Linked DNA regions of Mus musculus: regions 1 and 3 are each linked to region 2. The links are chromatin loops, found by intact Hi-C in ENCODE. Cell type or tissue: heart. All regions are shown on one strand. Links, peaks and the distances in the headings refer to the core of each region. The heading gives the core; the rest is flanking DNA.

The links. Hi-C counts contacts between places; a loop is a spot of excess contacts. Peaks named below come from ENCODE experiments on the same cell type or tissue, not always from the same donor. Only the 100,000 strongest peaks of a DNase experiment are listed, where the experiment ranks them.
Region 1: it touches region 2 in a loop (6-fold over the local background); 23 of 42 quality-filtered maps call a loop at or near these places.
Region 3: it touches region 2 in a loop (2.1-fold over the local background); 6 of 42 quality-filtered maps call a loop at or near these places.

What each region holds. Positions count from the first base shown.
Region 1 is chr5:45,400,796-45,404,795 of GRCm38, forward strand. The region is part of intron 1 of D5Ertd615e (DNA segment, Chr 5, ERATO Doi 615, expressed); the gene reads right to left. Among named protein-coding and RNA genes, the nearest start is that of D5Ertd615e, 22 kb to the right of the region's middle. In heart, for the core only: a CTCF peak has its summit at 2,076 (motif pointing left); no DNase peak of the experiment used is centred there; H3K27me3 peaks cover 480 bases.
Region 2 is chr5:44,301,444-44,307,281 of GRCm38, forward strand. Gm40296 (a long non-coding RNA gene) reads left to right here and starts at 4,854. Exons shown (of 4, transcript XR_868403.3): 1 at 4,854-5,028. In heart, for the core only: a CTCF peak has its summit at 2,942 (motif pointing right); no DNase peak of the experiment used is centred there; H3K27me3 peaks cover 563 bases.
Region 3 is chr5:44,474,452-44,478,451 of GRCm38, forward strand. All of the region lies in intron 7 of Ldb2 (LIM domain binding 2), which reads right to left. Among named protein-coding and RNA genes, the nearest start is that of Gm40297, 46 kb to the left of the region's middle. In heart, for the core only: a CTCF peak has its summit at 2,100 (motif pointing right); no DNase peak of the experiment used is centred there.

The sequences.
Region 1 (4,000 bases), core at 1-4,000, 1.1 Mb after region 2:
GATAGATAGATAGATAGATAGATCGATCTTTAGGAAAAAAAATATTAAAGAAAAAATACCTGTATCTCACCAATGCCCCCCCTTTAAAAAAAAAGTACTCATTTGTCTTGAGGAACAACACAGGAATCATTAGATGACAAGACAAATTAGTCATTTCCTTTAAAAATTATCTTCCTGTTTGAGAAGACAACTGACAAATAAATTGTGATTACTTGAAATTAATTGTTTGGAAAATGTTTTCTTACCAATGATAAACTACATACTCTTAGATGGTTTGGAAAAAAAATATGCCTGCCACTCTAAACTTAGTAACTCCTAATACTTGGTTTTGAAAATAATATCGGTGGTAACATGAAGGAAAGTAGTTTGCTTGTTGTATAAAGAAACAAAGCAGCATTGCAATATCTGAACAACTCAATGAACCAGTATTTTCCAAATGGCCAATAAATGGCATCACAGTCATTCATGGGCAAAAACAGAGTCAAAATACCAAACAGACTATGGATTTTAGTTTCAGAGTGGTTGCTGTATTTGCCTACTTTCTATTTAAGGAAATAGCTTGTACCAGCTGGTTTTACTTTTTAATAAAGTGTATTTTATTTTATTTATTTTTAATGTATTTTATGTATATGAGTACTCATCTGCATGTACATCTGCTTGCCAGAAGATGACACTGGACAGTTGTGAGCTGCCATCTGGGTGCTGGGAATTGAACTCAGGACCTTCAGAAGATCGGTGGATGCTCTTAACCACTAGATCAGCTCTCCAACCCGCAAACCAACTTCATAAAGAGAAGAGTCTGGTTTCACTTACAGCTCTGGGAGGTCCCAAGGGCACAGCTCCTACATCTTCTCAATCCCACCTTGCTCTGACAAATTCCTCAAGGTGGGTGGCAGAACACATGAACGATGAAGATAAAACCCAAAAGAGGAATGCAGAGAGATTCCTGGTCATCTTCAGTTTTCATCTTGAGCAGTCCCTCCAGGACAGCAGCATGCCCTCGCGAACAGCTCTCCATCTTCCACATTCCCACACTGGAAACCAAGCTTCCAGCACAAGGATCTCCTGTTGACAGTCTCTCGGCTATAAAGCCTCACTACTGACCTGGTAGATTCTACCACTGTGGCCTTGTGCTTGACCTGAAACACAATGGGGGTCAGGGGAGGTAGGGGGCCACAATCAGAACAAAACTACCACTAGTTGAGGTTTGATGCAGCATCAAAGAAGCACCCCACACTTACTTAAAGGGTTATAAACATCCTCCTCCATTTATCGCTACGAATCTGGGAGGAGCTGGGGATTTCTGAGCTACATGACCTATCCCAGCAGAGGAGGAATAGGATATGAGAGCCGTGCAAAGGTCTTCATCAGGTATAAAGACCTTTGCAAAAATGACTGTCTCATCTCTTCTCACTAACGCCTTGTGTGTTGAAAATGTAGATTTTTTTTTCCCAATGTTGTAATGTAATAGGTTTCGCCCCTTTAAGGAATCAGCTTTAAAACGTCTTTCAAATGTCTTACTTCTACTTCCCTGTATAACAAATATCAATAAATACAACCTACCAGAAGCACTTTGGGGTCTTTAAGGATATAAATGGACCCCAAGGTAAGTATTTGAGAGTCATTTATTGTATTCTGACTGTGTGAGTCACGAATCTAAGGAGACGAAATTTGTATAGGAACCAGAGCAGGGCAAGTTTGACACTAAAGCTTATTAACCGCAAGAGAGTAACTATAACGATGTAAAGTGAATGTAAAATGAATGCTAAATATTACTCTAAGGCCAAGGGAAAGTACTCAAGGAAGGACAAATTTGGAAGTAGGATTCTTCCTCAAAGCAAGGATTCGGATACGATTAAAACATGCGGGGTTGGGCTCTTCAGATTGCAGAAGATCCTTGAAATGCCAGACAAAGCCTGATCCTCCGTGTTGAGGTAAATAGAAAATCCCTCTAAAGAGTGAGCCTGAGGGCTGAGCTCTACAGTTGAGAGCACTGTGGGGCTGAGCGCTTGGAGTCAAGTAACAGCACCGCGAGCCGCTCCTTTCTCCTGCAATGTTCCTCCTGCGCCCTCTACTGACGAAGCTGGAGTTTGCCGCAAAGGAGAAATACTTTATGTTTCCTTTATGCTTCAGGAAAAGGTGAGTATGCAGCTGAGAGATTATAAATAAGAACAGCAATCTGGGGGTGGGTGGAGGGAGGCAGGGAACCACATATAAGCCTCCTAGCATATAGTACACCTACTAATATTTCCAAAACTGTTCCATGGAATCATAGTTTAAGAAACTGATCTTTGTATGGTGCAAACGGTTGGTTTTCAGCCTCCTGTCTTACATGCACCCATTATTACGAGATTCCAAAGTCCACGCGTTAAGAAGCACATCTGGAAAGGACCACCACATCAGGAAGACTGCCAAGAGCCAAGTCCATGGTGTTACAGGAGAGTTAAATCTGAAGTATTTCTTGTTATAGTGCAGAAAGCCAGAGGGATCGATGACTCAATAAGGGCAATTCAGAAAAAATACATCAACAAAATGTTGCATTCAGAGACAATACTATGAAGATTTCCCTGTTAGTCCAGACCTCTCATTATGTGGGTTTTGAAATGCCCAGATTTCATGCACCTCCTAGGCTAGTGTATCTGTGGCATGGAGCACAATGTCCTAAAGTTTCAGAAACAAGGCCAGTTGCTTTTCAGAGCTCACAGAAAACTCTCAAGGTCTTGGTTGTCCTTCAAGTAATAGTAAATAGGCTCGAGTGCCTATTTACCCAAATCAAGATAGATCTCTGCTTCCTCGGGACTCTGCATCTTTCATCTTTTTTCATCCCCGGAGCTAACTTATTTTGTCTATGTGGTCCTTTTCCCCGCAGACAGTGAGCACCTCAAGGGCAGGAAGCAAGCCTCATTCATCTTTGTCCCGAGAGCCACGCACAATGGATTGACGTGAACGTCCCGAGAGCCACGCACAATGGATGGACGTGAACTAGTCTCCCACCTGTATTGGTTGACCCAAATATGTTAACATTAAGTGAAAGTGAATCTTGCACTTATTCCCGGCTTGCAGGAGGGCGGGCTAACACACTTAGCTGGGTTTTGCCGTGAGCAGTCTTCGAGGCATTTTGAAAATGGTGGTCTTCAGGGCAATCACTTTGAAAGAGGCAGAGTGTTCAGAATTTGTGGATCTGGAATGCACGAATATAACTAATTCAAAACCCTGAAAAATAAGCAGGCATTATTTTATACAGCACTTCTGATATCACTTGCCTAAATGTGATGTTGCTCTTTTCTCCATCCTCATATCTCGTATCTCTTATCTGAGTCTTGATCATCCATCATTTAAGACAGTACTATCTGGTACAACCTAAAGATCATCAGTAGCATGTAGATTGCCAAGCTTATTTTAAACCTTCTCTAAAAGTAGCTGGTTATGATCAACTGGCTTAAAAGGCTTGAACGTGTGTGTGTGTGTGTGTGTGTGTGTGTGTGTGTGTGTGTGTGTGTGTGTGTGTTACACAAACATACATTCAAAAGTTCTCAGGTTTCAATATGAATTTATTTCTCATGATTGAAAAGTCCTCCGCACATAAGAGCAGCTCTCCAGGGCGACTACAGTGCACGTGACTCCGTGATTAATGCGACACTCACATTGAGACTCAGACTTCTCAAGACAAACTTGAATGGAGTGGGAATATCGTGTCTTTGTACCCTGTGCCTGGGCTCTGAACTGGCATTGCAGAAGCCATAGCACTATGGCAGAATCAGACACATACATATACCTCTTTCTTGCTCCAAGGATTCTGGGAAACACATTCCTCACTGGGTTGGTGAGCTCTGATGTCCACTTAGAAAGCATCACAGGGGCTTTATCAGTTAGCCACATACAGCAATTCTCCCATCAGCCCACTCCCCTGGAAAAGCCACCCAGGACATGCACATAACAGAAACAACAGGTGGAAGAGACTGCTTGCTGCTTCCACTGAAAGTAAACCTGAGCAGAGACC
Region 2 (5,838 bases), core at 1,123-5,122:
CCTCTATCATGCCCATACAGGCTCTGTAAAATTCTTCGTCTTGTGCTTCAGCTATGTTGCAATACTCATGGCTGCTGGGCTTTATTGGAAACATTGTCCTGGCTCTTATCAATTATGTTTTTACTCTGGCATCTAGGATATCTGGATTTGGGAATATTGTAATTCTAAGAGCTGATATCTTTTTTTGTTTTGTTGTTTTGATCTTTGGTTTCTGTTGTCCTATCTGGTTCCTAGGCGAGTGTGGTGTGTGTGTATTTATTGCCTGGTAGGAAATCTTCAGAGGAGGTGTTGTCACTTGGAGTTCTGGGTAAAATGTGTTTTTAGTGGACCCTTATAGAAGGGAACAGGCTGGGGTTGTGCCTTAGGGGGTCCACAGGAGGGAAGAAAGCAGGAAGTTCTACCAGATTCTGTTTGGTTCCATGGGAACCCGGGCAAAGAGTAAGGAGATGCCACATCGGGTGCTGGGGATGAGACTGGGCATTGGATGTGGAGGGGAGGAGGGAGAGTGAAGAACTTAAGCCTGCCCACCTGATTTGATGACTTTCTTGCTTCTCTGTTAGACTTGGCAGGCAGGATCCCAGACAACGCCTGCTGGTGTTGGGGGCCGAGATAGCAGGACCAGTGGAGAAAAAAGTTAGTGGAGAAGATTTTCATGATCTATTGGATATCGGGGTGGAGTAGAAGGGAGGATGCAGCAGGAGGCTTGCTGTAGAGATGGAGTGAAACTGGAGAGCTGGGAATGAAAGAGAGGAGGAAGAGGAAGAGAGAGAGGGGGTGGGAGAGATTGGTGAAGATCTGTAGTTAGTCTGCCTGCTTCTCTGGCTTGAGTGGCCTGCAGGTTCCCAAGGAATACCTGCTAGAGTTGGGGGTTGGGATAAAGCATTAGGTGTGAGGCAGTTTGGAGGGGAAGGTGTGTGTGATATACTGGAGACAGGGTAGAAGAGCAGGGGAGAGGGAGGCTGCAGCAGGCTGTCTGCAGCCAAGCTATAGATGAGACAGGAGAATTGGATTTGAAGGAGTGGAGGCAGAGGTGAAGATGAGCAGTTCCTTGTTTTCAAATGCTAACTCTAATCTCTCTGAATTTGATTTTCGCTGGATACCAGGACAGTGCAGATGTAATTAATAAAGATGAGGTTGTACTGGACAATGTGGGCTGCTGTCATATGGAGTCTTGGTACTTCTCTAAGAGAAGGAATAGGCTGTATACCTGGTGGTGGCATAGTCCTAACCTGAGCACTTATATGACTGAGTCTAGGGCCAGCCTGGGCTACCTAGTGAGGTTGTCTTTTAAAAAGAAACCACAAACAAAGGTTTAAATTTTATGATTGAAAAGGAAAGAAAAAGTGAAATTAATGAAACGTTTTAATAATTGTACAAAATCTTACTCGCCAGCTTTAGCAATATTAACAAGCTGTATACAATCTGAAGTGTTTCTTTATATCAGTCATAATAAACTTGACCATAAAATGGAAGATGGAGAACATCCTAGTCACAGTAAGTCATATTTAAGATCTACTTAAACAGAGGGCATGTAAGAACTTCTGTACCTGGTCCTGAGGATGGAGCCTGGGTCCTCACACGTGTTAAGCTGTATCCCTTATCTACATTAGAGCTTTACAGAGAGCACCCTAAAGCTTTAGGAAGGAAATAGACAAAGACTTGAAAATGTGAATATGATATTGCTATCATGAGGCGAATGCAAAAACTATAATGGCTTCAACTTAATAAAACTTGTAAGTTAATTCAGATTCAAAAAAGTTCAAGATGATTTGTTGCTAGTTAACACACATTTTCCAATTAGTGGCTAATGTTAAAAGTCCATGGATAGTTAAATTAACTTTTAAAGAGAGCAGCACATAAGGGGGATTCTTGAGTAGATACGAAGGGTCTCTATGGAGCCCTGAACACTCAGTCCAGGCTGTCACAGCACTGTTCACCTATAGCAACAAAGTTTTGAGTTATGAGAGAGAATTCACGTACACTAAGGGGCTCAATATCTGACAGAAGCGGCAAGACTCACTAGTGGGTACAGACAGATCTTGAGAAGTGGATACTGGGGAAAGAGCTTATACGATTCAAAAAGTGGAGCAAGAACGCTATCTCAGACCACAAGCAAAGGGAGGATTGTTTTCATTATCAGAAACCATACTGTGAATCATAAAAGTAGGCGTTAGCGAAAACAATAGACTTTTAAAAATGGAATTCAAAACGCAGTGAGCAGCATGTTAATAATACACAACAAACTGCTGTGAACCAGCAAGCAAAAGGTAAGAAAATAGACTCAATCAAAAGATTCAAGGAAGAGACCTGAAAAACAAGAACAGCCCAATCATTTAATATAACATATATATATATAAAGACAATATCTCAAGGTATAGCCCTGCTAGCCAGGAACTTGCCATATAAACCAGGCTTGTCCAATACCCACAGAGATCTTTCTACTTCTGCTTCCTGGGTGTTGTGATTAAAGGTGTGTGCCATTATGGCCAGTTTTTTTTTTTTTTTTTAATGTGTGTGTGTGTGTGTGTGTGTGTGTGTGTGTGTATGTATGTATGCCTGAGTGTCTGCATATGCGTCACCGGTGTGCAATGCTCAAAGAAAGTGGAAGAGTCTGGAATATAAAAATCTGTAGAGAGGAGAAGAAACAGGAAGCATGGGATGATAAAGCAAGGAGCACACCTCAGGAGTTACATAAAGCAGATTTGGTGATGGGAGCTAGAAAGAACCAGTTAAGAAGAAAGAAAGAAAACATCATAAATGTTTTAAAGCAAAGAGAAGAAAATTATCCAACAAGTGGGGTGACTGGCAGCCATGCTTAGGGAAGATCAGGACGCCAGGAGCTCCTGTACTTTGCCAAGGGGGCTCACCTGCCCAGGATCAGAAGGTCGGCTTGATTTACGATGAAAACGGGCTCTGTTTAAGAACAGGCCACAAGATGGCGCTGTGAGCCAGTAAGAATATTCACCCATTCCAGGAGCCCACCAGTGTTTACCTTTTCATGGCTTTCTTTATTCTTTGCTAATATACTGCAGCCGGATCGCAGGCAATGTTTGTCTATTAAAAATGTTGGCATTTGGAAATAACATTCCCAATCTTCATGATTCCTGCTTACTTTTCGTATAATCCTCAGGAGACGTTGGAAAAACCTTCCTTCTAATCCCCGTTCTAACACAGGAAGCCAGCTCTAATTCCTAATTTACTAAAAGCACTCATAAAACTGTGTAGAGTCACTGCTGGCATTTGCTAGTCCTTGTGGACTTCCAGGTGGGAAAATATAGGGGGATATAAAGAGAAGGAGAGGAGAAGGGTCTAAGACTGGTCAGGAAAGCCAAGAATACAAGCCACGATCACAGAACACAGGAACGAAGGAGTGGGAATATCCATATAAGGACTGTGTTTCTTGCAGGGTAAAACAAACAAACAAACAAACAAACAAGCAAGCAAACAAACAAACAACTTGTTACCCGGAAGTCTGTAGTCACTGAACTTTTCACAGAAACCTGCACTATCTAATGTTGTCACGCATGAAGAACAGCAGATGGTTTAAAGGAGCCATCAAAAACCGATGATTGAAAACGCCAATTTTGATCACAGGAAGTCAGATATGGTTTAAAGGGCATTTGGCACCTAAGGTGCTCTGCTTTCTTCTGCATCCCTTTTGATTTCCTGAAGTCTCCTGTGTGTCAGTGGTATAAGCAACCCCACAACACACCAGGACAGAGAGACACAGACAGACTCAGAGAAACGTTGAAGGCTACAAAGCAAGTCACAAGTGCAATGGCAGGTGACTAGGGTTTTATCTGCAAAATGGGGTCAAGACACCCACCACTGTAGAGACATACTAAACGTTACCACACAGCCAATGCAGAGTCAGTAAATGCTGGCAAGGCTAATTATTTGGTAACAGTATCTTCTTCTAATAATGTATATGTTGAGTCTTCGGTTGCAGCAACAAAGGTTAATTTTTAATGTAACCAATAACGATCTGATAAATCACTTTCCTGATTTCAACAAATTCATTGTCCATTGTCTTTGTTGAGAAAACAATTGCATGAGCACAGCATAGCTTCAGTACTAGCAGAAAGCATAACGTGGCTGGGGGAATGATGGAGAGTCTTACAGACCCACCTTGGGTCCATAGAGCCAGGGAAAATGGGTACCTTTGGCTGACAATCCTTGTCAGAGAAGATACAATTATCCGAGGAGAATACCAGAGTGTTACTTTAGAATTTTATTGCCAGCCCTAGAAAGATCCAAATGCTCGTTCATAAGAAGTTCCTAGGATGAAGGAAACCTGGAATAGCACTTAGACAATCTTTGTGGGTTGTTCTTTAGGATACTATGTGCCAGACACTGTTACATTTCTTCATTTGTCTCTCCTTAGAGCCATAGCTTGTTAGATTCTTGCTTTCTCTTTTAAAAATATTATGATCATCATCATTATTGTATTGATGTGACCAATCTGCTGTGACCAATACTCAAGAGAACAATTTAAAAGGAGAAAAGATTTTTGTCTCAAAGTTTCAGAGAGCTCACTCCATGGTGATCTGGCTCCATTGGATTTGGGCTGTGGTGGGAAAGAGAATCATGGTAGAAGACTATGGAGAAGCAGAGCTGTTCAGCTCATGGTAGTCAGAAAGGGGAGAGGAAATTGGTGGGTGGTAGAGGGAGAGACAGAGAGAGAGAGATAAAACAGAAAGGTGCTAGTGGGCTTCTTCTACCTTATCCTTTTTGTCTGTGCTGGTGATCAAACCCAAGATCTCACACACCACAGGCAGGCATTTTATCGCTGAGCCCCAGCCCTTCTTGTTCTTTCATTCTATTTAGGCCTTCAGCCCAGTGGATGGTGCTATCAACATTCAGGGCTGACACTCCTTCCTTGGCTAATCATCTTTGGAAATGTTCTTATCCCACTCCACTCCTCCTTATCAACAGCAGAGATGTTTTCAACTGTGCTACTCAATAAAATCACATTGAAGATCAAGGTTAACCATCACCTCTTTGAAGGAAGTGGAACCACTGTCTAAGGTAAGGAGGCAGGTCGCCGAGGCATGCTGGACCAGAGTGTCAGGACAGAATAGAAATCTCTATACCTATACCTATATATATACCTATATTTATAGGTATATACCTATACTTATAGGTATAGCTATAGGTATGCAGGCGTGTGTGTGTGTGTGTGTGTGTGTGTGTGTGTGTGTGTGTGTGTATTGAATCAAGAGAGTTAATCTCAGATAGAAGCATTTTGGGAAAAATGGCAGTTGCAGGTGACTCCACCGAGTAGTGTCTGGAACTTAGTCACAGGCCCAACAGCATGCACATCTCTCATTATCTGATGACCTTCCTGCCATGCATGTACTTCAGGATTTGTAAAAGTGTGCAGGTCATTATCACGGCTGTCATTTGACCTTGAGCTGGCTCATTCTAGGAGGGCATCTCTATCTAGTGCCTTGTTGCAGTTTCCAAGGACCAATCTAGTTTCCACGTGCTTGAACCATTTCTTTCTCTTCTTCCTCTTTTTTTTCCCCTTAGATATCAGCTAATAGCACGTGCCTTGGAACTCCAGCACAACATAAAGTCTTTGTCGAGGCACAAAGGTTGGGTCTCCCTCCCCTCCTCCCTGTGCTTCTTGCCCATCCTGCTCAGCCTCTGAAACTGCCTCCAAGAAATTGGCTACAGGACCCAGGCGTCATGTCTGAGCTATTTATCAGTGAGAAGGTGAGGGCAGCTAATCAAACAGCTAAGAAAGGAGTTGGGAGATTCTTCATGCCTACAAAAGGTCCTTTAGTACTAGCACCAGTTTGGGAAGCCTTGGAGCCTTAGGTTCAGTTTACTATT
Region 3 (4,000 bases), core at 1-4,000, 170 kb after region 2:
AAATTGTCCTTCCATGCAAACAAGAAAGCCACCTACTGTAGCCGGGAGCTCCAGTAGAAGCCACAGCTGGAAAAGCCCAGGCCCAGAGTCGGGATAGGGATAGACACCCAAGACAGAATTCCAGCTTCTCTGTTCAAAGGGAGGATTATACTGGGATGACCCAGGTGTGGGACAGGCTATCTATCAGATAGATTCTTCCGAGTAGTTCAGGGCCTGAAGTGGGCAAATTGTTCTCAGCAACCATTTAGGAAGCGAGGGGCGCGGGGGCGGGGGGGGGGGGGAAGACTTGCTAGCCCAGCTGCATAGGAGGGATAGGTGTGCAGTCCTTCACAGGGACCTATTCCAGTAAAATGTTTGACCACTGGACATTTTTAAAACCCTGGGGAGCTTTTTCTACTGTCTGGAGAAGAGAGCAACATGGATACTAATTAAATACAAACTAGAACTCTGAAGGAGTCCATTGAACAAACCCTGTATTAATTCCCACCTGGTCTATTCTGGGAGGAAAAACTTCGTTTCAATTAGTCCTTCCCTGCCCCCTTCTTTATTTGGATGAGATGATAAACAGCTATCCACACTATATTTTCTGACTAGTCCTTCTCATGAACTGGTAAAATTGGTTTTAAGGAGAAATGGCGCAGATGGAGTAAATGTATAATATGTGAGCTTCACTAACTCAGCAGTAAATGGACTAGTAACGGTACTAGTATGGCCGGATACTGAACCGATGCTTCCAAGAAAGTGCTTACTAGGCAACGAAGAGCCAGAAGTGACACTGACATGTAAGAATCCTCACGAGGACTCTTACGATGAGATGCAAAAATAGACTGTCTTTCTGAGGGGGAAGAGGGACCACGTGATTTTAGATGGACTGTAGACACCACACAGACTTGTGAACATTATTCAGTTTGCCGAGAGGCCATCATCTCACTCACTGGAGTTTGAGGATAAAAAGTGTCACTTAGGTACAGGCAATTAAAAGGCTTTACTTGTGGCGAAGAAGAGAAGGAAGTAGAAAGAGTAGGGAAAGAAAGATTGGCTGCACACAGCATTCGGTTAATGGATGCGCTTGGCTAGGGAGGCTTTGGGGGAACATGCATTGAGTGTCAGCTGGCAGGAGCAGGCCATCCAACAAACCATGTGGGTCTGTGTTAGTACTGTGATTCCAAGGCCATCGGGAGAAGCTGAAAGAGGGTAAAGAAGTGAAGGGTGGTTTGAAAAGCAGAGGAGAGATGTCACAAGTAGTCAAATTAAGTGTGACTTGAGAAGGAAAGTCCCCAGCACTGCAGATGTGTTCTCTGCATTAGAAAACAACATTCATGCAAGAAAAACAATAGGCATGTAGTGGTTTGCATCACTCTAGTGGGGCTCTGGTGGAGGCTTGTGATGTGTGGAGGACAGCTCTGCCACACCCCCACACTAGCATTTGCTGGAAAAGATACCCAGGCATCTTTACTAAGTTTATGAGAGATGCTATCTATATTGGCTTTATTGGCTATTTTAAAAGTATTTTAATTAGAAACATAATTCTCTGTATGTGTGTGCGTGTGTGTGTGTGTGTATAACCACAGACACATGAATTAGTTGATTGATAGGGGCCTAGCTATAAGAACCCTAAGAATTTTAAACTTTATGTGCATGTCAATACTTAAGGCCACTTAAAGAGTTATATGAACATTTCTATTTGGTTCTTTTCATACCTTTACAAAAGGGCAGGGATGCTCTGCTCTGACTATCTCTATTTGTTACCTTCAAGGAAAATTAAGTAGAGATGTGTTGTATAGTCCGGCTGCTGCTAGCCAGGGGGTGTGAAATGTAAATCCCCACCCCCATGTCCTGGAAATCCCAGTTAAGTGTGGGAGTGAATTTCCTTCCCATCTCCATCCTTTGTGACCCACTTAGGGGCACAGGAATGCATCTGAGAGTAGCCCACGTACCCTTGCTCCCCATGAAGCTGACCTCTGCTCCTGAGCTGGGAGCTTCGAGGTACCTTTTCCCACTTAACACCTTCTCACTAATCCCCCGTGCAAGGACCACCAACCTCTGAGGAGGACTGGAAGTGACTCCTTTCAGGGCCCCTCAATGCTTCTCCTTAAATTGGCCAGAAGGGGTCACTGCTGTTGAATGACACAGGTCTCCATCCCTCCCAGGGTTGAGGCTGCAGTTCGGGATGGCTCCTAGCCCCTGCTCATGAAGTGAGAAGCAGAATCCAAGGATTAAACCCTATTCCTGGCCACACACACACACACACACACACACACACACACACACACACACACTCACATACACATGTATGCACACATACACTGTTGTTGCAGAATCTATGCAGGCCAGGGCTATGGTCATTGGGCAGGCGTCTGATGCCTGCAGATTATTTCTATTCAAACAATAAGATGATGCTGATTCAGTAAAATATGGTTAAAAAGCTGTGGTCACTATTAAATTCCATTGAACTTGAAGACACTTAAGAATCTGTACATTTTCATAGCTTGCTTCTCTTCCTTGCTTCTCTTGGTCATCTGCAAGTTCTATTTAATGTAAATACCTTAAGATGCTTGGTACAGCGGCATTCATCTTTCTATTTAGTGTTGCCTTGGTCACATAAAATCCACACTCACGCAAATTTTCCCAATGCAGCAATCCTCTACTCAAAAGCTCGTATTGGTTTAGAGGAAAGCAGGATTACGGAATAGAAAACCTAGGTTTCTTAAAATTGAAATAACTCCACTCAGACCAGGAGTGCCAAAATATATGAGGTACTCTTTTACTCTCAACTTTTAAACCCTTGGCAGACATCACTAATGGATGCCCTACAAACACTACCTGTCAAGAATTCTTCTCAACACGATGCTCTGTGTATCTGGCAACAAAGAGGAAACTTCTCGGTCATGCCCAAGTTAGTCAGTGAGCTCCTTAATGACAAAGCCTCCTGGCCTTGTTTTTAAAATAATTTTAAATCTCAGAATTGCTAGTGCTTTTCATAGCATAGTAGGAGCTTAGAGAAAGCTAGTGGAACTGACCTAAATTCCTTCAATATCCATACTTTTGAGTAATACCCTGGTTCCAGAATTCTCTGATATCCGTTTTGCTTGTTTGGTCGAGGAACCTAACAAAACCCAGGGCTAGAGGAATACATGGGCTACTTGTATGGACATTTTCTGTTTATTTGTTTTAGACTGGGCCACTTTTCCCATTCTCCAGTCACATTCTTGCTTAAGCAGGGACACAATTCTTTGGTGCCTTAATAAATAAATGCTGACATCAGGTACTCTCTTCTGACCTTCCCTCTCTGACCATCAAATATGATGAGTACAAAGGTCTGTTCAGGAAATAGGACTGCTTGGAAACTTGTTGCATTACATGAGGATAATAATTCCTAGCAGTCTCAGAATTTAAATGATCCCCTTTATGTCTGGTGGCTATTATTTCTACTATCCCTGTTTCTCTAATACAGGGAAAATGGAAACCATGCCCCAATTTGTGGAAGACAGGAAGAATTCCATAGACTCAGAGAACCCTTGAGCACTGGGTTTCTTCAGTCTAAAGAGACTGACCAATAAGAAATGGGCTGAAGGGCAGATTAGAGAGGCACATTGGCAAGTGGGGAGTTTCCAGATAAAGTTTACTCTTGAGGACAGAGGTGAAGTAGGATCAGAAAGAGGTTGGTGAGGACAAAAGATAGAGGGTGGAAAGGGCAAGGAAGACAGAGTAGGGGAGAGGTCATAGTGTCTAGAAGTCATAGTGTCAAGAAAGGGTCAGGATTCAACAGAGTCAAATGCCTGGTGACAATCATGAGCATGGGCAGAGGAGCCACAAGGAATCATGGCAGATGGTGACAGCAGGTGTTTGTAAGGACAGAAGTATTTGAAAGTGACAGTTTAACCCTGCAGTGAGAATTTGGAAGCAGAAAAGGCCATGGTTCAGTTTGAAAAGAAGCAACCATTGGTGAAGAAGGCCGTGCAGTCTACTCTCTTCGGACACTACCTTCAACACTCAGTTT